Regions from separate parts of the Mus musculus genome. Here regions 1, 2 and 4 are each linked to region 3. A link is a loop called in an ENCODE intact Hi-C map of the cell type or tissue named here. Cell type or tissue: left cerebral cortex. All regions are shown on one strand. Region 1 overlaps Hrh1 (histamine receptor H1). Region 2 has its middle 53 kb from the start of Gm38875. Region 3 holds the start of Hrh1 (histamine receptor H1). Region 4 overlaps Hrh1 (histamine receptor H1).

The links. Peaks named below come from ENCODE experiments on the same cell type or tissue, not always from the same donor. Only the 100,000 strongest peaks of a DNase experiment are listed, where the experiment ranks them.
Region 1: it touches region 3 in a loop (2.2-fold over the local background); 4 of 42 quality-filtered maps call a loop at or near these places.
Region 2: it touches region 3 in a loop (5-fold over the local background); 12 of 42 quality-filtered maps call a loop at or near these places.
Region 4: it touches region 3 in a loop (4-fold over the local background); 6 of 42 quality-filtered maps call a loop at or near these places.

Annotation. Positions count from the first base shown.
Region 1 is chr6:114,447,120-114,452,119 of GRCm38, reverse strand. The region is part of intron 1 of Hrh1 (histamine receptor H1); the gene reads right to left. Among named protein-coding and RNA genes, the nearest start is that of Hrh1, 52 kb to the right of the region's middle. In left cerebral cortex, a CTCF peak has its summit at 2,803; DNase peaks (open chromatin) are centred at 749 and 3,092; H3K27ac peaks cover 4,641 bases.
Region 2 is chr6:114,342,570-114,347,569 of GRCm38, reverse strand. No RefSeq gene overlaps it. Among named protein-coding and RNA genes, the nearest start is that of Gm38875, 53 kb to the left of the region's middle. In left cerebral cortex, CTCF peaks have their summits at 2,228 (motif pointing left) and 3,588 (motif pointing right); DNase peaks (open chromatin) are centred at 2,216, 3,598 and 3,936.
Region 3 is chr6:114,396,940-114,401,939 of GRCm38, reverse strand. It overlaps Hrh1 (histamine receptor H1), which reads right to left and starts at 4,004. Exons shown (of 2, transcript NM_001317125.1): 1 at 3,942-4,004. Gm38875 (a long non-coding RNA gene) reads left to right here and starts at 4,189. Exons shown (of 3, transcript XR_869365.2): 1 at 4,189-4,287. In left cerebral cortex, CTCF peaks have their summits at 645 and 3,081; DNase peaks (open chromatin) are centred at 3,538, 3,978, 4,472, 4,948 and 5 more places; H3K4me3 peaks cover 3,400 bases; H3K27ac peaks cover 4,257 bases.
Region 4 is chr6:114,456,012-114,461,011 of GRCm38, reverse strand. All of the region lies in intron 1 of Hrh1 (histamine receptor H1), which reads right to left. Among named protein-coding and RNA genes, the nearest start is that of Hrh1, 61 kb to the right of the region's middle. In left cerebral cortex, no CTCF peak of the experiment used is centred here; DNase peaks (open chromatin) are centred at 1,384, 2,299 and 2,679; H3K27ac peaks cover 1,126 bases.

The DNA.
Region 1 (5,000 bases), 50 kb before region 3:
GGCAGGGTTTTCTTCCACTCACAGGCTGAGGAGTGACATTTTACTACATCCAATATAAGAGACATGAAATCCTAACACTCAGGAGGCTGAGACAGGGCTTCTCTGGGTCAAGGCCAACCTGGGCTACCGAGAAGAGACCCTGGCTCAAAAAGCCCCAAAGAACAACAAAATCACTAAGTATAAACAAAGAGAAGCTGAACTGTGAGCTTGGAGGACATGAGAGTGAGGCTGAATCCGGGGACAGTCGATAAGCAAGTGGAGGGGGCAGGGGAGGGGGCCGACCACAAGAGCCTGGGCACAGCTCTTCTTTGAAGATACCCTGCTCACTGAGTTCTCACTTGGGGACGTCCATTCTTGTCACTATTACTGCTCTCAGTTTTCACAGCTCTCTACAGTGAGTTATTAACTTCATCGCATGCCAACTGTGTGGAGTTAGAAAATTCTGCTCTGCTATATTCCCTGGCCAGAGGGGCCAGCTCACTGCTGCAGGGGAGGGTGCAAGAACACCATCTCCCTGTCCTGCCTCCTAATGACAAAGCAGCCATCTCTAACTCATCTCTAACCCATCTCTAACCTACCGTCAGATTCCTTCCTTGAGAATCTGGATTGTGGGCCCAGAAACCTACTGTGAGTGACTTGACAAACCGACTGGAGCTGAAACACAACCGAAACCTACCAGGAACTGCATCTTCCACTTCTCTTCAGTTACAGAATTTTTCCCTCTGAGTAGAAAATGAGACAGAGACACGGAGGCAGAGTGATAAGCCTGTGCTGCCCACTGAACGCACTGACTTGGACACAGTAAGGCACTCTGTTCTGGTTGTGGGCATAGATGAGTGAAGGGGTGGGTGGTAAATGCAGAGGGAGCCTTCATTCTTCATCCCTCATGAAGGACTGGCCCCCCAAGTTTATTAAACAGTGCCATACCTGGTGCTGGGAAATATTGCCACCACCGACTGGTTTCTTCTGGATGTGATACTTTCAGGTGACCCTGGTATTAGAATAACAAGCTTGTAATCTTTTCTACCACCCTCCAGTGGGGCTGTGACAGTGAGCAGAGCTATGCTCAGGCACCTGCCTTCTGGCTGCATAGCCCTCTCCTCTGAGCAGGCTCAGAATCACTCTGCCCCCTTTAAGTTCTGTTGATCATGCTTCCCAGAATGCACCAGGGGCATCTCCTCTCCCACAAAGGAAAAGCATGCCTCCCTTCATGTTTGTTCTGCTCTCCCTGCTCCTCATGCTGAATACTTCCTTCTGGAAGTATTTCAGCCCAGCCCCACAGGACTCCCCCTTCGAAGTCTTCTGGTTCACACAGTGCCACCCCCTATGCCACCATCCCATATGCTCAGGGGCCCAGCTCATCACACCTGCCCAGAGAAGTCTTTGCATTTGAGCCACATGGGCAGACCTCTGCCATCTCTGAACATGACAGTCCTTTGGGAGCCTCTTTCATCTTCTTTAGCATTGCTGGTCTTGGTAACAGTCTAATGGCATTTACTGGGACTGAACATACTGAGTGTCATATAGACCAATGACTAGGATGTGTGTGCAGCTATGGTTTGAATGTCTGTGTTCCTCCAGGCAGCTTGGCTGAAACTTAAACTCCCAAGGCAATAGCAATCAGAAGTGGATCTATACTAGGGTGTGGCTCAGAGGCAGAGCACATACCTGGTGGCTTTGAGGCCCTGGGTTGGAGTCTCAATGCCAATATCAATAAATGCTGATAATGGTAAGAAGATATGGCACCTTTGGGAGGCAGAGGCCATGCCAGCTACTTCCCAGACAGGATCAATCTTTACAATCAAGGCTCCAGAAAGTCTTGACTCTTTCATCTCTTGTGCCACATGAGGGAGGGCATTCAGTGTCATCTGAGGAAGGGGCCCTCGCCAGATAAGAACTTGTCAAACCTTAATCCTGGGCTTACTAGCTCCACACTGTGAGAAATAAATTTCTGTTTGTTATAAATTACCCACTCTGTGGCAATTTGTGACAGCTATACAAAAAGACTAGAGGTAGATAAACTTATCTTGTCTAGCGTGCAAACCTCTCTAACCATGCAAACCTCTAACCATGCAGATCTCGCTAACCTAGCAGACCTTTCTCACCATGCAAGGTCATTTTATGAATGTACAGACTAAGGATCAGAGATGCTAATCACACAGAGCTAGTCACACAGCTAGTAAAAAAAAACCAAGCTAGCCAGCCAGCCAGCCAGCCAGCCAGCCAGCCAGCCAGTCAAGTAACCCTTATTATGGTCCTACAGTATATTAAACATGTGGGAACATAAGAGAAGTCCTACTTATAAATGCTTTTATTCTAGTGGGGAGACATGGGCCACAAAGAAAAACCCCAGTAAATAAATAATGTGCTAGGTAGTGAAAATGCTAAGGGATACTGATGGACTGAAGTGGCTGAGGTGAGATGGTGGCATCCAAGCAGGGACACAAAAAATGAGGGAATCTATGATACTAATACCTTTGGAAAAGAACATTCCAGAAAGAAGACACGGTCAGTGCAAAGGCCCTGGGGTGGACATGCCCTGGCATGTAAGATGAACAGCAAAGAATTAGGTGTGGCCAGAGCTGACAGTGAGTGGAGTGGAGACAAGGTAAGAACTTTGGTTTTGATCCGGTCAAGGGAAGGAGCCCTGGAGGATGATTTCCAGTGCCCACACTCTTGGTGGCTATGTTCTGTGACTGACTGACTGACTGACTGACTGACTGACTGACTGACTGGTTGTATTTGAGAACATCATAAGGAATATGGGGCCTATTCCCATTAAAACCAGCAGGCTGTCATCTATTCAGGCAGTCTGAAAACAACACCACAGAGGCTGGGTCGGAGGAAGCAAGAACAGGAAGCCACTACAGTGAAAAGACCCTCCACTCAGCCACAGGGCCATGGCCCTCCCCACGGGGCTAGGTGGAGTCCTACGGTGGCCTTCAGAGAATCATCCTCTCGGGGCCTTCCCTGAGCCATGTGCTGTGAAATCTGCTCTCTGCTAACCAGAGGCGGCAAGAAAAGGCAACATTTGCGGTGACTCACCAGCTAGGGATGAGAACTGCGTCCAAGCTGGGAAAGAATCCATTTGAAGTGACACATTTGCCTCAGAACAGATAGAACGCCTTTTCTTTTTCCTCCCCATTTGAAGGAAGGCAGAGCCCTGCAGACAACCACCTCACAGCGGGGAGAAACTGGCATCTGAGATTCCTGCTGCAAATCTCTCTGAGGCAAAAAAATATATAACTGTGGGTCTGTGGCTGGCACCAGGCTCACAGTGATGTGCCATTTGATGGCCGGATGCAAGCATACCCTGCCATTCCTCCCCAGGATGGATTCCACTGCACATGTTCTGATTGGCTGTCCACTTGACCCAGCCCTTCTCAAAGCCTGTAGTGTGTGAGAACCTGCTGATGTGGGCATCAGAGTCGGGAGGCCAGTGAGAGCTCAGAGTGAGGGAGGGCACCAGTCTTCCTCAGTTTTTCTCCAACTCATTTTTTGAGAGAGGGTCTCTGGAAGAACCTGGAGGTTGCTAAGCTGGAGGCTAAACTGGCTGGCCAGTAAGCCTGGCATCCCCGTCGTCCCCCTTCCTCCCCAACGCTGGGCTTACACTCAATGTTTATGTAGGTACTGGGGATTGAACTCAGGTCCTCATGCTTGTTCGGCAAACACGTTATGATCAGGCCAGCTCCACATCCTGCTACTTTTCCCATTTCTTCCAGGGTTGAGGATGGAACTCAGGGGTCACACACGCTAGACAACTGCTTACCGTCCAGCTAACTCTGCGTAGCTGTGTTTGTTACAGATGTGTTCCTCAGGTTGTCCGGGCCCCAGGAGTGAGAGGTGAGGGGTATTTGGTATTCCACGGGATTCTGGTTTACATTCTAGCTTCTGATGGGCTGCTCAGACACATCACACTGAACAGGCGCTCAGCTAATGTTGACTGACTGAGAGGCTAAGTCGTGGGCTTTTCGAGGGCAAAGCCACATCTGTCTCCATGGTACCCTGTTCACTAGATCCAGGCCTTCGCCTCTAAATAGATGGGCTGAGGATAATGGCAGGTGCTTTAACGTATTGCTTACTATGTACAAGCAACAGTCTCTCATTTTGTCCTGAAGGCAGCATGACAAGGTAGAGATTAGCCCCATTTAAGAGACAAGGAGAAGGGGGCTGGCGAAATGGCTCAACGCTAAGAACGATGGCTGTTTTTCTGTAGAGGACCTGAGTTCGGTTCCCAGCACCCACATGGCAGCTCACAACCATCTGTAACTCTAATACCAGGGGGTCCACTACTCTATTCTGGCCTCTGTGGCCACCAGGCGCACATGGTACATACAAGCAGGTAAAACGCATACACTTTAAGTCTTTAGGAAGAAAGTGGGGACAAGAGAGATGGCTCAGCAGTCAAGAGCACTTGCTGTTCTTCCAGAGCACCTGAGTGTGGTTCCCACGGCCCATTTCAGGATGTGCACAACCATCTGTAACTCCAACTCCAGGGAATCTGAAGTCTCTGGCCTCCATAGGCACCCGCTTTTACACGCATATGTCTTCATGCAGACATACACCTACACCTTCGCAGAACTAGAAGTAATAAAAAATAAATCTGAAAGGGAGAGAGAATGGAAGACAGAGAGAAACAGGGGAAAGGAGCATGGATAAAGACACCCAGAAAGAGGTAGAGCTAAGCTGCTTCCTACTAACGTTTGGTGGGACCATCTTGTATCAGCATTGGAGTGGGATTCAGGAGATCAAGCCCAGGTCCCAACTCCCAGAAATCCAAGTCTTCCTGGACAGCAGGACTGAACAAGGAGCAAGAGTTTGTCCCTAAGTTCCCTTCCCCTCCAGCTGAGCCCACTGCCTCTCCTGTAAAATGGAGCTAATAAGGCTCACATATGGTGAGAGGGGCCTGTAAGGCTGGGTGGGCCACACTGAAGAGTGTTTCCTTACTACAGAACCTGACACACTACATGTTCAATAAATAACAGGGCTCACTGGCTACC
Region 2 (5,000 bases), 54 kb after region 3:
AAGAGGAAGAGGAAGAGGAAGAGGGAGAGGAAGAGGAAGAGGAAGAAGAGGAGATGCCCATGGATAGACTGGTATTTTATTCTTTACAAAAAAACCCAGTACTCTGTAAGAAAAATATTATGTACATAGTGGTACACTGTGGTCTGGGGAAATGTTCAGGTGCTAATATTCACCTCTAGGACTTGAGGGGGTCATTTTTAGGACCACAACAGACACTGCATCCATGGGTGCAGTTCCTCTCCGTGAAATGGTACAGTGCTTGCACAAAGCCCTATGAGGCCAGCAGAGCCCAGTCTCTCTGCCGAGGTGAGACCAGGGGGACTTTAGACTCAGCCACAGAGAGAGTTGAAAGTCAGCCTGGGCTATGATGACCTTGTATCAAACAAACATTTAAATAAGACAATAAGTGAGGTCCTTTTCATCTATGCTCTGGAACACCAAGGTTGCTTGCTGACTGTGACTAGGGCAGAGGCACAGGGCATCACATAGACTGGGAACATATGTATAACCCACCCATTCTCTCCTGAGTAAGCCACTGTCAGAAGTCTTTATCTAGTCCCACCCCCTGTCCTTCTGACCCCTACCTCCAACACAAGGCCATATAAGTTTCCACCCACCCTCTATACCTCACAATAGGGACTAAATCTTAACACCCGAATCCTCAGAGAACACGTTCAAATCATGTCAGCCTTGAATGTCAGGGAAGGTAAAATGTTGGGCTTCCTCACACACAGAGGTGCTCAGAGGAAGAGAGGCTGTAACTTAGCAGGAGACCTGTGGCCAGCTTGGTGTAGAGGGTGAGGAGAGGCGGGAAGGGAAGAGGCACTGGTCTCTGGGTGGAACTGCAAGATGGTGAAGTATTTTCAGAGATAAAACAGTGATGGTGGACTTCAAAGGAGTCCTGGCTCCTGGGTAGGAGGCCAAGCTCAGGGAAGAAGCTGTTAGCTGAGACTGGGAACTTGATTCTGCCCCGACAGCCTCTCTCCATGAAAAGCAGAGGTAGCCAGTTCTCCAAATGGGAGCAGGTGTAACTGGAATTTATGTTCATTAGAAAAGAAGGCTCACTGTGACAGATAGGCAGTCCTAAGAGCAGTGTGGCGTCCACTGCTGGCCCAGTGTCCTCTGAGATCCCGGAGGCTTGAGTTCCCTCCCCTCCCTGAACTCCGACCTGTGAAGATGTACCTCTTGGTCATGCACATTGCTGTTATCAGTGCCAGACTCCTCCTCTAGCTGGAACCACACATGGAAAGCACCTGCAGCCTAAACTGACTGTCTTCTACCCGGTGGAATCCCAGGGAAGGGCTGTCACTCACTTGGGCCAAACCCATGTCATGCCATGTGCCACAGAGAGAAGCCCTGGGACCACATGGAGTCATTTTCTGCCACAGCCTGACCTGGGCTGTCCTGGCTGTGCGCAGATACCAACCCCTCCTTCCCTGAACATCTGCCTGGCTCCTCACACAGAGAATGGCTATGAGGGGACTATAACTGTGGGAGCCAGAGCCATGTCACACCTTATCCCAGAATGATTCCTGTCTCCTTCCCTTCTGGGTTAATACACAAGGCCCCCTGTGATGTGCTTAGCCTCCTGCCAAATTGGTCCTGGCTTACTCCGCTCTGGCTCCGGCATCCTGAGAGACCCCTTGATTTTATCCTTCTGCCACGAATACCAGTCCCCTGTGAATCTCTGTGGCTCCTCACATCCCACTGGTTCAGATATGACCTTTGCAGTCTGGCGTGTCTTCACAACCAGCTCTGTCTAAAGTTCTCCAGTCATGCAATACCCCCCACACCTGGCTTCCCTGCTTCAGGAAATCTCCCTAACAGGTCACAGACTCCATGTGCTGGGTACCAGCTGAAGCCTCTGGGGCACACATCTCTACACTGTTTCTTCTTAAGCCCCAGGGTTCACTCAGCACAGGAGGGTTCCAAGAAACACTGTGGTGTAAGTGCACAGCTAACCCCAGAGTTTAAGCCCAAAGCTTCTGCCATTTACCTGTGGGTTCATCCTTAGAGTCGGAGACAGAGACAGCATCCAGTCAAGACAACTGGATGTGACCAAGAGGGTTGAAAGAGTAAAGCTTGCCCTTCCTGACAAGAGGGTTGTCACTGTCCCGTGAGGCCTCAGGCCCAGGTATCCCTTTACCTGCCTGTCATTAACAGCCTTTCCAGCCACTGGGGCAGGATGGTCACTAGTGTCTGTTATCAGGCCACAGTGCCACCTGCTGGCACATGGCTGACTGGCAGGGAAACTGGCAGAGGCTCAGCTTAGCCACCCCCGTCGAGCTAAAGGGAAGAGATAGGGGCTCCAGTGTTGGTATTTCACAGGCCAGGTCACTTCCTAGCTGTGTGATACCTACCTAGCATCTGTGTTCAGATGGGTGGCTCATCTGTAACAAAATAGCAGTGGGGATAGGTAACTCTGAAATGCCACCTCCTGGGAAAGCCCTCCCAGATTGCTCCCATCTCCCACTAAGCCATTCACTATCCTTTGATCCTGCTCTGTTGTTTCCTTGTAGCACAATGTCCCCCTCCCTGACATTTGAGCATTTATTACTATCAGCTCCATCATGGGACAGGTTTGGTTCACTGTATGTCAAGAGCCTGGGCAGTGCCCACCAAGGAGCAGGATCCGAACATACCTATCAAGCACAACACCAACAGGCACACGCTGAGCGCTCTGTAAATCCTGCACCCAGGACAGACTCAACGCGCTCTCTTGGGTTGAGGTTTTTACTCATCTCTTAGTTGGGTCACGGAGTGATGTGGTGATAAGCTACACAGCAGGGAATCTACCATGCTACTACCATGACCCATCTCAGTGAGTCGCGTCCCTGTGATAGTTAGCACTGCCATCTTTACAGGATCTGGAATCACTAGGAGACAGAGCCCTGGGCGTTTGGGGGAGATTCTAGGCTATATTGATCGGGGGTAAGATAGTCCATCCTGAATGTGGGCTGCCCTGGGGCTGGGAATCCCAGATTGAATGAAAAGTAGAAGAGGGCTGAACCCCAACATTCATCTCTCTCTGCTTCCTGACTGCAGATGCGACATAACCAGCCAGTCATGGCACGCTCCTGCTGCCGTTACCTGCCACGACTGAAGTGCACCTTTGAACTGTGATCCAATAGCTCTTCCTTCCTGAAGTTGCTTTTGTTGGGGTCTTTTTTTTTTCCACAGCAACAGGAAGTGAGCTGACACAACTGTGTACAGCCATCACCAGCCCTGTCTCTAGACTCCTTCCAACAAAAATGAAATTCTATCTCTGTGAGGCACACACACACACACACACACACACACACACACACACACATTCTGTCCCTCCATCTCCTAGCAATCTACTGATCATCAGGTCTCTATGAAGCTCATGCTACTCTGGAGACCTCATGTAGTGGGAGCCCTATTTGTTCATGGTCACCCACTTTTCTTGAGATATTTTTTTTTCATACAAAGGAAGTAGGTTCTATAGGGCCAAATGAGGGTTAAATGGGATCAGTGCAGGTGTCCCCCTAGCACTGAGCTTGGTCACAGAAGTCCCTGAACCTGTCAGTTCCTGGCCTCACTGTCTCTAGGGTTGCTATACACATCACATACACCAGGTGGAAGCCTTGTGCCACGAAGGCATCCTTTGCTGCTGCCTGAAGCAGGAGTAGGGAGTTGGTGGGAGAGACCAGGACTTTGGCGCTTCAGTGGCAGCAGGAAAGTATTTTGAGAATGCGCTTGGGAGCAGATCACAGAAGCCCAAGTCCTTGAGGGCTCCAATTCTGTTTGGACCTTGAGACCTGATGGAAAACAAAAGGAACCAAAAGCATGGAAGCTGTGGCTGGATATGCATGGCTTGAGGCCTAGCCAGGGCACTTTGCTCTGTGGCATCATATAAGTGTCACTTCACCTTTCTGAACCTCCACATTAACATCTGTATAATGGATCCTCTGCAGGGTCACAGGGAGAGTAAGTGAAAGACACACTAAAGCTTCAGGCATATGGCGAGCCTTCTGTGTTTACTGACACTATAGAGGAGGGAGATCGGGAAACCTCCTTAATTCAGGAAGGACCAGCCCAGTTCCTGCTTACTGTAATCTTACCAGCCTCTGGTAAGTGCTTAGCAAATGCCAGTACTTGGCATGACTTTTGTACTCACCTTATCCCCATCTTTGGTGCTTTTTGCCACCTGCCTCCCAGTTGCAACTGCTTCCCAGAGCTCCTTTGTCTTTTAAACAGGAGTGTTCAGGCTGGAGTAATGATGAGTAATGATGGTCCATTTTTCGGAGTCCTCCCTGGCCTTTGTGCTGGTTAGGATTTTCTGTGTGGTTTTGTGTGTGTGTGTGTGTGTGTGTGTGTGTGTGTGTGTGTGTGTGTGTGTGAACTTGATACAAGCTAGGATGATCTGGGAAGAAGGAACCTCAAATACCCCAGCAGGCTGGCCCGTGAGGCAGGATCTTGACTGAGGATGGATGTGGGAGGGTCCAGCCCACATGGTTTGTCCTGTTCTGGACAAGCAGTCCTGGGCTGTGTAAGAAATCAGGCTGAGTGAACCCTGGGGAGTGAGCCAGTAAGCAACATTCTTCCTTAGCCTCTGCTGCAGCTCCTGCCTTGAGTTCCTGCCCTGACATGATGGGCTACAGTTGTGAGGTGAAGCAAACCCTTTCCTCCTCAACTTGCCTCTGGTACTGCCGGTTATCAGAGAAACAGAAGCTTAAGTAAGACAAGAAGCCAGACACAAAAGGCCACGTATTGCATGATTACGTTTTGATGACATGTCAAGACGAGGTGGATCCACAGGACAATGTTTGCCAAAGGGAAGCGGAAGGGTTTTTGCTTGGCAATAGGAGTGCTGTGCTGCACTGAGCTGTGCTGTGCTGTGCTGTGCTGTGCTGTGCTGTGCTGTGCTGTGCTGTGCTGTGCTGAGCTGTGCTGTGCTGTCCTGTGCTGTCCTGTGCTGTCCTGTGCTGTCCTGTGCTGTCCTGTGCTGTCCTGTGCTGTCCTGTCCTGTGCTGTGC
Region 3 (5,000 bases):
AAAGTAAGAACAGGTATTCCTGCCTCCCTGTTAGGAGGAAACAAATACTAAAACACTCTTGTAGAGTGTTGTCTAAATACAGGGCATTCTTCTGGCTTGTACTATTGCTTCTTTGTAGACTGTGGGTAAGAGAATAACATTCTATTTCTTAGGCTGGACAACAGTATCCTTCCACTATCTGTCTCTCTCTCCAAAGGCATCACTGAGTCCTTTACTCTGGTCATAACATTTCATCAATTAGTTCTCACAGCAAACCCTAGGGGAGGTGTGTGCTATCCGGCTCCATTCTACAGAAGAAAAAGCCAAGGCTCAGTTCTCCATTAGGCATCCATAACTGCCTTTCGTAAGAAAGACACCGTCCCTGCTCTACAGAGTCATCCTCTAGTTGGAAACCCATCCAAACCTCACAGATGAACTGGCAGACCCCCACATCCAAACTCAACTCCAGTTGACGCCAGTGGCTACACTTTCAACTCATCTCTGGAGTTGCCTTCATCTTCCTCTCCCACTCCATCCTCTTTAACGACACAGTGGTTGCTAGCACATTCTTCTAGCTGAAACAAGGTGCAAGGGCCCTTGCCATGAAAGCAAGTGAGAGCTGTTAGCTTCTTCGGTCCATGTGATCCTCCTGCAGGATCATTGGAGAATTACTAAGGGATTGATGAATGCACACAAAAGGCGAGGCACCCCACTCCCTACCCCACCCTGAGCAGCATCAGGAGCATTGTCTCCTAAGAGTGTGTGGCTGAGTCCTCTGCCACCATTAATGGCAGAAGTGAGTCACTTATAAGTAAGATACAGAAGCTTTGTTATAATTACATCCCGAGACTCAGCAATGCTCCGCATCACTGTGAAAGAGAGGGCAGCGGGTGACTGGGGCTTGAATGATCCTCTGCCAGGTACGGCTTTCAGATAAAGCGTCTTGGATCAGGAGCAGTTACAGCTAATGCCCAGCCTGAATGCTAATGAGAGTTATTTACAATTGCATGTAATTCTTTGCCATTTATACGCTCCAGCCGCTCCCCCCACTCTTCCCGTCCTTTCTTTGCCTGTCTATCTGAGTTAATCTTGAGAAACAGACACTGGTAAGGATGATTCATGGCCATTTCACAGATGAGGATACTGGAGTCCACGGTTATTCAGGTCTCAGGGACGAAAATGAGTTTCGACCTTCAGTATGCTTCCCTGGGAGGGAGAGCCTGCAGAACTCTTTATGCTTTCTCCTTGCTCGGAAGGCATGTGGTATCCCCACAGCCAGCCGCACGCACCCAGAGGCAGTGGCTGGTGTCCTCTGTTGGGACAGCTGTGGCCAGATCTTGTGAAATAGACCAATAGACCTCACACATGCCCTTTAACCCTGTGACTGTCAACTCGTGCCTCTTCCTTGGAGAACCCAAGCAATGACCACACAGTTCAAGTCCAGGCTGAGAGACAGGAAACAACTTCTCGGCCCTCCAATCCAAGACTCCCCAAGTCCACCCCAGCCTGACCACATCCGTTTAGAAAACATGTGTTTGAATACCGCCCCGGATCCATACCACACAGGAGCACAGAACTGAGCCTGCCAGGAGAAGGAGACAGGTCTGGGTGGCAGTGAGAATGACAGCAATGTCTGGAGCGTCCCCGGGGCCTGGCCCTGAGGTGGCTGGCTGAGGAGTCCTCTACCTGTTAGAATTAGAGGCTACAAGAAGGACCTTTTTACCATATACAACATCTAACTAGATCTGCCCCATTTTTACAGCTGAGAAAGCCATGAGGCTTGGGGCTAGAGATGTAGCTCAGTGGCCGAGTATTTGTCTAGCACGAACAAGGCTCCCCAGGTGGATTCCCAGCATCACAGAACAAAACCAACACAGCAAGGGGTGCACAATGTCCAGGAGCTCAGAGGCTTGCCTCGCTGGGTCTGTCAGTGTCACAGTGACAACTGCTGCTACTACTTTGGTGAATTACAAGGTATCTTTGCAGTGCTGTATCAATGTGGCATGGTTAATTCCTCCACCCCCGCGCAGGGAAGAAGGAACCATGAACATCTCCAATCAAAACATGGGGAAACAGATATATGTCAACGGCGCATAAGAGACAGCATGATGACCGGACCCAGAAATGTACCTTCAACCTCTCCGCCATGCCTTGGTACTGAGGAAAAGCCACGGTGCCTCTGCCAGGCGTTCCTTGACTATAGAAAGGAGTGTAGGCAGGAGAGTTCACTCACAAATGCCTCCCCACAACCCTCAGCTCAGGGCTGGGGACCCCGTGCAGGCCACGACTGCCCAGTGTTGGGGGAGGGGTGCTAGGATCGTGGCAGGCAGCACGGCTCTGAAATCATAAATGGGGAATACCCAGGTTTTGCGGGTCTTTGACATATTTCAAAACAGCATCAGTCAAACCCTGTCTTCCACCAGGAGCAACGTTCTGGGGGCAGCTAGGTGGCCCTGATGGAAGGTCCAGCAAGTCCTGAGATACAGCAGGGTATCAACATGGGCGGAGCAGGGATTCCTAGAAAGCTACTCAATGACAGCAACCCACCCAGAGCCCCATCGGAGGCAGAAGCAGGGATGCTGCGGACCCTGTTGCCTAGCATCCCTCTATTGTTTGTCTCCACCGCTGCCAGCCACAGCACAGAAGGACCTGAGGTTCCATCCGCCTCTTGAGTCTCACTGATAATTTAAGATACAGGCAAGATTGGTTGGTACTCAATCCACTCCACCACGGACCAGCTGGGCAACTCTAAGCAATCTATTGAACCTCTCTGAGTGTCCACCTATCGCTCAATAACGGTACCTTGCATGGCTGCTGTATAAACTATGTTAATCCATAACCATCTCATAACCATGGGGGGGGGGGCTCTTTCTCTGTCTCCAAGGATTGCCGGTGGCCTTCAGGCCCCCAAGAGTGTCGGATCTCCACCTACTCTCTCCTTTTTGTTCCAGTAACACACTTCACCCCTGGTTCAGGGTCCTGCCCTTCCTCCTCCCCACCCCCCACCCCCCAATAACAGAACGCGCTCTCAGAGCAGTCAGCCTGGGGATCTTCCAGTTCCCTCAGCTCCATTCCGTCTGGAGGTGGGAGCCCCCTGTCGGAGGAGAGCCACCCTGCCTGGAGCAACCCTGTGTCTCCATCGCCCAGGCTAGCAAGCGCCTCAAAGGTGGCTTCTGTAAAGATCAGTTGTGCTCTGATTCAAGACTCTAACTTTCAGAGCAACACGGCGTAAATTGCAGAATTTGGTATCCCCTAACGCTCTCTGGGAAAAGGCAGCCCTCAAGGATCTTCTCTGCCATCAGAACACACCCTGGCCACAGTATCAAGTCTTCTGGCTCGGCCAGGAAACGACGATAAAGCCGGCTAGGAAAGGAGGGAGCGCTGGCTCAGACGCTTCTCATACCCAGACACCTGGTTTGGGTTCCACCTAGCTAAGAAGCTTGGATTCATCCAATTCAGTCTCAAGGCTGTTCTCTAAGAGACAACTTTCCCTCCCCAAGCCTCAGTTTCCTCCTCTGTAAAGTGGGTATACTAGTAGTACCTGGGTCCCGGAGATTCAGAAGGATTTGAGATAGTGGATGTCCGGAGCTTGGCACGGAGATCGCACCTCAACCCAGAGTCTGCGTCCACGGTTAGCATCAAAGCCAAACCCTGAGGAATCTCGGGGAGCCGTTGAGGAGGCCCCCTGGCCCAGAAATCGGAGGCGGACTCTAACCGGTGAGCCCGGCCCCAGCTCCGGGAAGCCACAGGTGTTTGTGCTTACGGGCATAGCAGCCACAGCTCCGATACCCTGCCCAGGCCGCTAGAGCATCCGGCGCGCCCACCTCGTGCGGCCACCTGCGGGATGTCCCCACCGCCCTGCGGGGGCGCGGAACTCAGAGCTGGGCGTGCGCGCATCCTTGCCCTCCTCCCGCCGCCCGCCACCGGGTTCCCGCCCCTGCCCGCGCTGCGCTCCGACTCACCCGCGCCAGCTCCGGGGAAAGTTTGGCGGCGGCGGCCAGACTGCTCGGTGCGGTGGCGGAGGCGGCCGCGGGGGTGGCGGGAGCACGCGGAGGCGGCCTCGGGGGAGGAGCCGCTGAGAGGCCCGCCCACCAGCAGCCCCAGGGCACCCTCCCCCGCCCATCTTCTACCGCCGCGCCCCGCATCTGTGGCGGAGCCCTGAGCTTGGCAAGAAGCCAAGGATGGATCGGAAGCCTGGCGACAGCCCTCCGACACTGCCACCGCATGCTAACCCGGGGACACGCAGAGCCACAGACCAGACCTCAGATAAGGAGGAGCTGACAGGATTCTTCGCAAATTCAACCGCAGGTGGACCAAGGGACTAGTTGGGTTTTTGTTTTGTTTTGTTTTGTTTTGTTTGGGTTTTGTTTTGGTTTTTTGTTTTTTAAATTAGTGACACTGATTGATCCGGATCACCAAGACTCGGGAGGTTTAGAACCGCACAACCACTGTTTCTCTAGATCCTGAAGAATGAATGCGCTCTCGCCCTCTCCCTCCCTCTTTCCCTCCTTCCCTCCTGTCCTCATCCTGCAAGTGCTATGCTGAAACTCAGGGCCTTGCGCTGAGCTATCCCGACCTTGTTCAACTCTCACTGTACCATTACACTTAGGAACCTGTGCCGGCTAAGAGGAGAAGGCGAGAGTGTGTTTTTGTGTGTGTGTGTGTGTGTGTGTGTGTGTGTGTGTGTGTGTTGGGGAAACTTAAGGAACTGTTTTTTTGTTTTTTGGGTTTTGTTTTTCTGAGCTAGGAGAGGGCGTTTCTCCTTCTTTGCTAGGGAAAACCCTTTTAACATTCAATTGTGGCTTCAGATGGCAACAGTCAGGGAAGGGAGAACAACTGAGGAAGGGAAGTGGCTCCTCTTTGCTATGACACCGTGCCCCCTAGAAGGGGCTCATCCTCCCGCAGTGGTATGTAGTTGTGGGAATGCAGGCCCAGCCCTGTGTGGCTCAGTTCCAGACTTGTATGGATGTCTTAGTCCCCTCCTCGTAGCCCTGATTTAAATCTCAAACTACACCAGAAAA
Region 4 (5,000 bases), 59 kb before region 3:
ATATGAAACCCATCTTATTAAATGTTTTTCTCCATTCATTTATTTGATGAATGTGTACAGTGTGTGTGTGTGTGTGTGTGTGTGTGTGTGTGTGTGTGTGTGTTATAGCACATGCGTACATCAGTTTCTTTCCTTCTACTGTGGGGTCCCATAGATTGAACCTAAGTTGCCGCGCCTGACAGCCAAGTGTCTTTACTTGCTGACCCATCCTGACAGCCAGTCACAAAGCCCATCTCCAACGTTCCTTTCTCTTCCAAGCTTTTCTGTGTCCTTCAGCAAGCTCTGAAGTCGGCTCAGACAGTGACAGATGTAAGCTACGGAAGTGAAGTTTTCCTTTCTGGGGATTCTCATGATAAGAGTCTCAAAACTCAAGTGAGAGAGTCCTGAGTGCTAACCACTCTGAGATGGAATTTCAAGTCTCTATTCAGGTTTCTAACATTCTGCTGGGATGAATGAATGACTGAGTGAGTGAATGAATGAATGAATGAATGAATGAATGAACGAATGAAGTCACATGTACTTTTGTCCTCACATGAGCCAGAAAATGAGACATTTACCTGCATCTCCAGCATCTGGCTGAGTGGCTTTTCAGCCTTGGCCACTCTTGATGTCACACAGGGAACTTGAAAGACTGTGGCATGAGTCCCACCTAGGACACAATTCTGACTTAACTGGCCTAGGGTATAGTCTTGACAATTCTCCACATGACCTCAATGTAGCCTAAGATTTTAATCTGCCACCCTAACCCAACAGCTAGCAGACAGAGAGGCAGCACTGACTCACTCAGCTCAGACCTGCTGGGTTCATGTTATGCTAATTCATTAATATATTCGGGAACTATTAATTAAGCAGTAACATGGTAGCAGGTGCTATGCTTGGCTGAGCTGCTGGAGATGGGGCCATAAACAAGACGCCCACCTCTCTCCCTGGTCCCTTGAGAGTTTGGGAGCATGGGGGGGGGGGCATGTGCCACCAGCTCTTCTAAGAACTTTCTGTCCTGTTGGTTAATTGGTCAGGCTCACCAGCCATCATTTCTCTGGCTGCAGGCAGTCGACCTCACTCCGTTTGGTCTGTTTCCTGTAGTAAAGGTTATGTAAGGATAGATCGTATTCACTTAAGGAGACAGGGACTTCCAAAGACAGAGTGGCCTCACCCCGACAGCCCCACAAGCTGCAGTAAGATAGGCAAGTCAGGTGCCCCATTGCAGTTCCGTGCAACCAATGTGGTGGGTTTACACAAAGCAATGGAAAAGCCCCCAACAAAAGCCCCAGCTTGTAATTGTTGGAAGATATTCCTAGCAGCCACTGTCTCGGCACTCTTATAGCCTTTCCTGGAAACTCTCTACAGAAGCTGGGGGCAGCACACACCCCTGAGCCCAGAATGTTGGGCGGAAGGAAGAACCAAGAGCGTCTCAAGTTTCAAACGAGTCTCCATAGGGAGGAAACCTTGCCTCAAAAAATAAACCAAACCAAACCATACATTGGAGGAGAGCAGAGAGGCCGATGCCTGGCCCTCACTGCCAACTGAGAGCAAAGCCTCCCTTCAAATCCTCAGCTGCTTCCTCGCTGGCCTGCCTCTTCCATCCATCCTCCATACAGAAGCCAGACAGCGTCCTCTCAGCCACCACGCAGTCACCTCTGTGCCCGGCTCCAAGTTCTGCTGGATTGTCACTGTCAGATTATAACGGAAACCCGGCTAAACGTAAACGAAGGTGAGCGCACATGAGACATGGGGCTGCATCTGCCTGCCACCCAGGGCATTACAGCCGGCATCAAGTTATAAATATGCACACAGAGGGAGACGCATATTTGTAGTTATAGACACAGGTATCCGTGCATAGATCTGAAGTCACTGAAATCTCTCCTGGAGGGCTGACGAGCTGCTCGGCAGGGAGGATCATGAACCTGTAACTCCAGCTCCAGGGGACCCAGTGCAATCTTTTCCCCTTGGCAAGCACCTGCACTCCCACATATCCATGTATCCCCTCCACAGACTCACACACATACAAGTGATTTAAACAAAAACATAAATCTTAAAAACCTATTTTTAAAACCCTACTGGGGTCTTACAGAGGCAGGGTGGGTCCCAATGTTCCATGAGTACCACGCCACAGTGCCATTGACTCTGACATCTGCCTGCCCTCAAAACTCCCTCCCTTCTCCCCAAACCCCAAGTCTGCCTCAGTGTGGCCTTTTCCTCTCCTTCCTCTTCCCTTCCCCACCACAGCCACTCTGTGACTGATCCTTGGAAGGACACCAAATCATTTGTGCAATGAATCAACCTGGCTTTCCCCACGAGTCTCTTTCCTGCTCCCTACTCCCACTAGAGATATCAAGACAAGCACATAGACTCCACTCTGTGGAGGGGCCCAGGGCCCAGACAGAGGCTGCTCCCACACAAACACCTTAGGACACCTAAGCTTCCATACCCAGTCCCATCAAGCGCACCTCGCCACCTACCTGTGTCTACGCTGTTCTCTCTGCCAGGAAATGCCAAGGCCTTCCCTTGGCTCCTAACGCCCAGCTCTGACATCACTTCCTGTTGGGTATTCCTTGACCTCACAAGGCAAGTTCACCTACTTCCTTCTCTGGGGTTTTCTCAGTTCTGTATACTTCAGTTCTAAGCCTTATCAAGCTGGGCTGTAATTGCTTAATTGCCAGGCAGACTTGCTCAGACTGGGGGTGTTGACTGGAGAGGGCTGAGTCATGTCTGGGTCCTTGGTGCCAAGAGCTTAGGATGCTCTCCCTAGGGTATTCAGAAGCTTCAGAGGCTGCCTGTACCCTGCAAGACGGTCCCTGTCCTCTCTTCCCTGCTTGTCCTCTGAAGGAGCCCAGGTCTGACCCTGGAGCCTTGCAGGCCCACTTCTCAAGTGGTTCTGAACAGTCTGCCATCCCAGGAAGAAAAGGCAGCTTCCAGACAGGAAAGGTGGGAATTGTACCATCCTCAGACAGCACCTGATCCTGTCCATGACTTCAAGGGACCTGTGGAATTCTGCTGACCCTAACCAAGTGAACTCCAGGGTCCCGGACTTGGGACAGCCCCCAAAGGCCTTGGAGGCACAGATCTGATTCTGGCAGTTTGATGACATTTTTAAGTGCTGCATCTCTTATGTAGCTCTGAACACCAGCAGCCACTGGGCCCTTCCACGCCATCCCCACCTTATCCCAGTGTCTAGAGTGAACAGTCACCCTAGGAAGGCAGATTCTGCCCCGAGCCTCACTCCCAGCTCAGCCTTATCCTTGGCCCTGTACCATCTCTGACTTAGCTAACCCTCAGCCACATTTTCAGAGGAGGTGCCACCCCTTGTCTCAGCTCAGTTACAATGTGGAGACTCTGAAGGATCTGAAGACACCTCTATACCATTGCCTCTGACAGACACATCCTTAACCTAAAATAGACCAGAGAGGCGCTGAGCCTGTTCTTCTGCCTGGGTGAGATGCCTCCTTTCCCCGTGACCTAAACCACAGGATGGGAAGTGATCAGGTCCCTGACCACAGGCAGTACCAATTCCCACTAGCTCAAGAACACCAGCCTTGGCCACGGCCTTGGCCAGCACTAACCAGCCTCACACTGCAAGGGCTCAGGAAAGAGGAAAGTGGGTGGCAGAGGGACATGACTCCTTTCTTTTGCCTGCACATATTTGGTGTGTGTGTGTGTGTGTGTGTGTGTGTGTGTGTGTGTGTGTGTGTGTAAACAGAGGTGGGGAGATGTCTCAGTCTTTACTCACAGAGCCTCATGGGCCCCCTATTGCCTCATAATTTTATCTCCTTCTTCCAACTTCTTTGTAAAGCAAGGCTAGAGAGTTTTTTACCCGCGTCCCTCTGTTTGGGTAGTGCTACTGCTGATTCCTGTTGATGTTTCTCTAAAACAGATCAACGAGAACTGGTGTGCTCAGAGGGTCCAAAGCCCCATGTTCTGGCTCCTCCTCACCTTCCTTGCTCCGTGCTCCCCCAGAGAGCACTCAGAGCAGCTTAGCAACGTGGAGAAGGGCTTCAACATCCCCCAGCACAGAGGATGGCTCCCAGGAACATCTGCACCGCCTTGAACAGCCTGGAAATGGAAGTTCTCCCAGACACATTTGGACAACAGTGACTGAGCCTCGAAGTGCTTAAAGGGAGGCAGGCAAGGCAGCTTGCTGAGAAACAACAGGCTGGACCGACTCAGGATGGAGAGAGGATTTCCCCGGTGCCTCCAGCCAAACTTGAGCAGGGGGTGTCTTGCTCTGTCTTCTCTTTGAGTGGCATCTGGCTACAGAGCACGTTGCAGTCAGCAAATTGAGCCGCTGTCCCTTCCTGCCTGCAGCTTTTGAAACAGGCTCCCCAACTTTTCTCCATCCCCCGCCCCCCCCCCCCCCCCGCCTTACGCTTTCCAGAACTCATGCAGCAGTTAGAATAGCACAGTGAACTCCCTTGGAGAGGTCAAAGCTGGGCAGAAGAACGGTAGGCCAGCAGCCCTTATTTGGATGTTTTAGTTAAAACTCAACAGGACACAACAACTGTTCGGCTTCTCAGGGAAGTGGTTGCAGATGCTGGGAAGTAGAAAGCAATCAAGAATGGCTCCCAGGAGAGCCTCCCAGAGCAGGGAGGTTACCACTTCAAATATTCAGGATGTTATGACCCCTTGTCCCAGCCCAGCCCTGCTGCCCTCACACAGACCCTGACTCCAGCTATCTTGGAACTTTCTAGTCTCTGAGCCAGGGGCAGGGCTCAGAGAAGCTGCCAGCTGACTGGAGCACCTCCTTGAGATGTTTCCCTGAAACATCAGGTTACATAAGGGTAACAGGATGGTTCTCTGAGGTTTTGCAGGTAGGGAAGGACTCTACCACACAGCCACAGCTTTGGACCCTGCCAGAGGAAAGTCATGTATACTATAGCATCCATTCACAACACCCAGATGGAGAAACGGCCCACGAGTCACAAGAGACAAGAGTGGTCACAGTGTGGTTCCAACATACAGGATGTGATGGTTAACACTGACTGCCACTCCACAGTCTGTCAGGG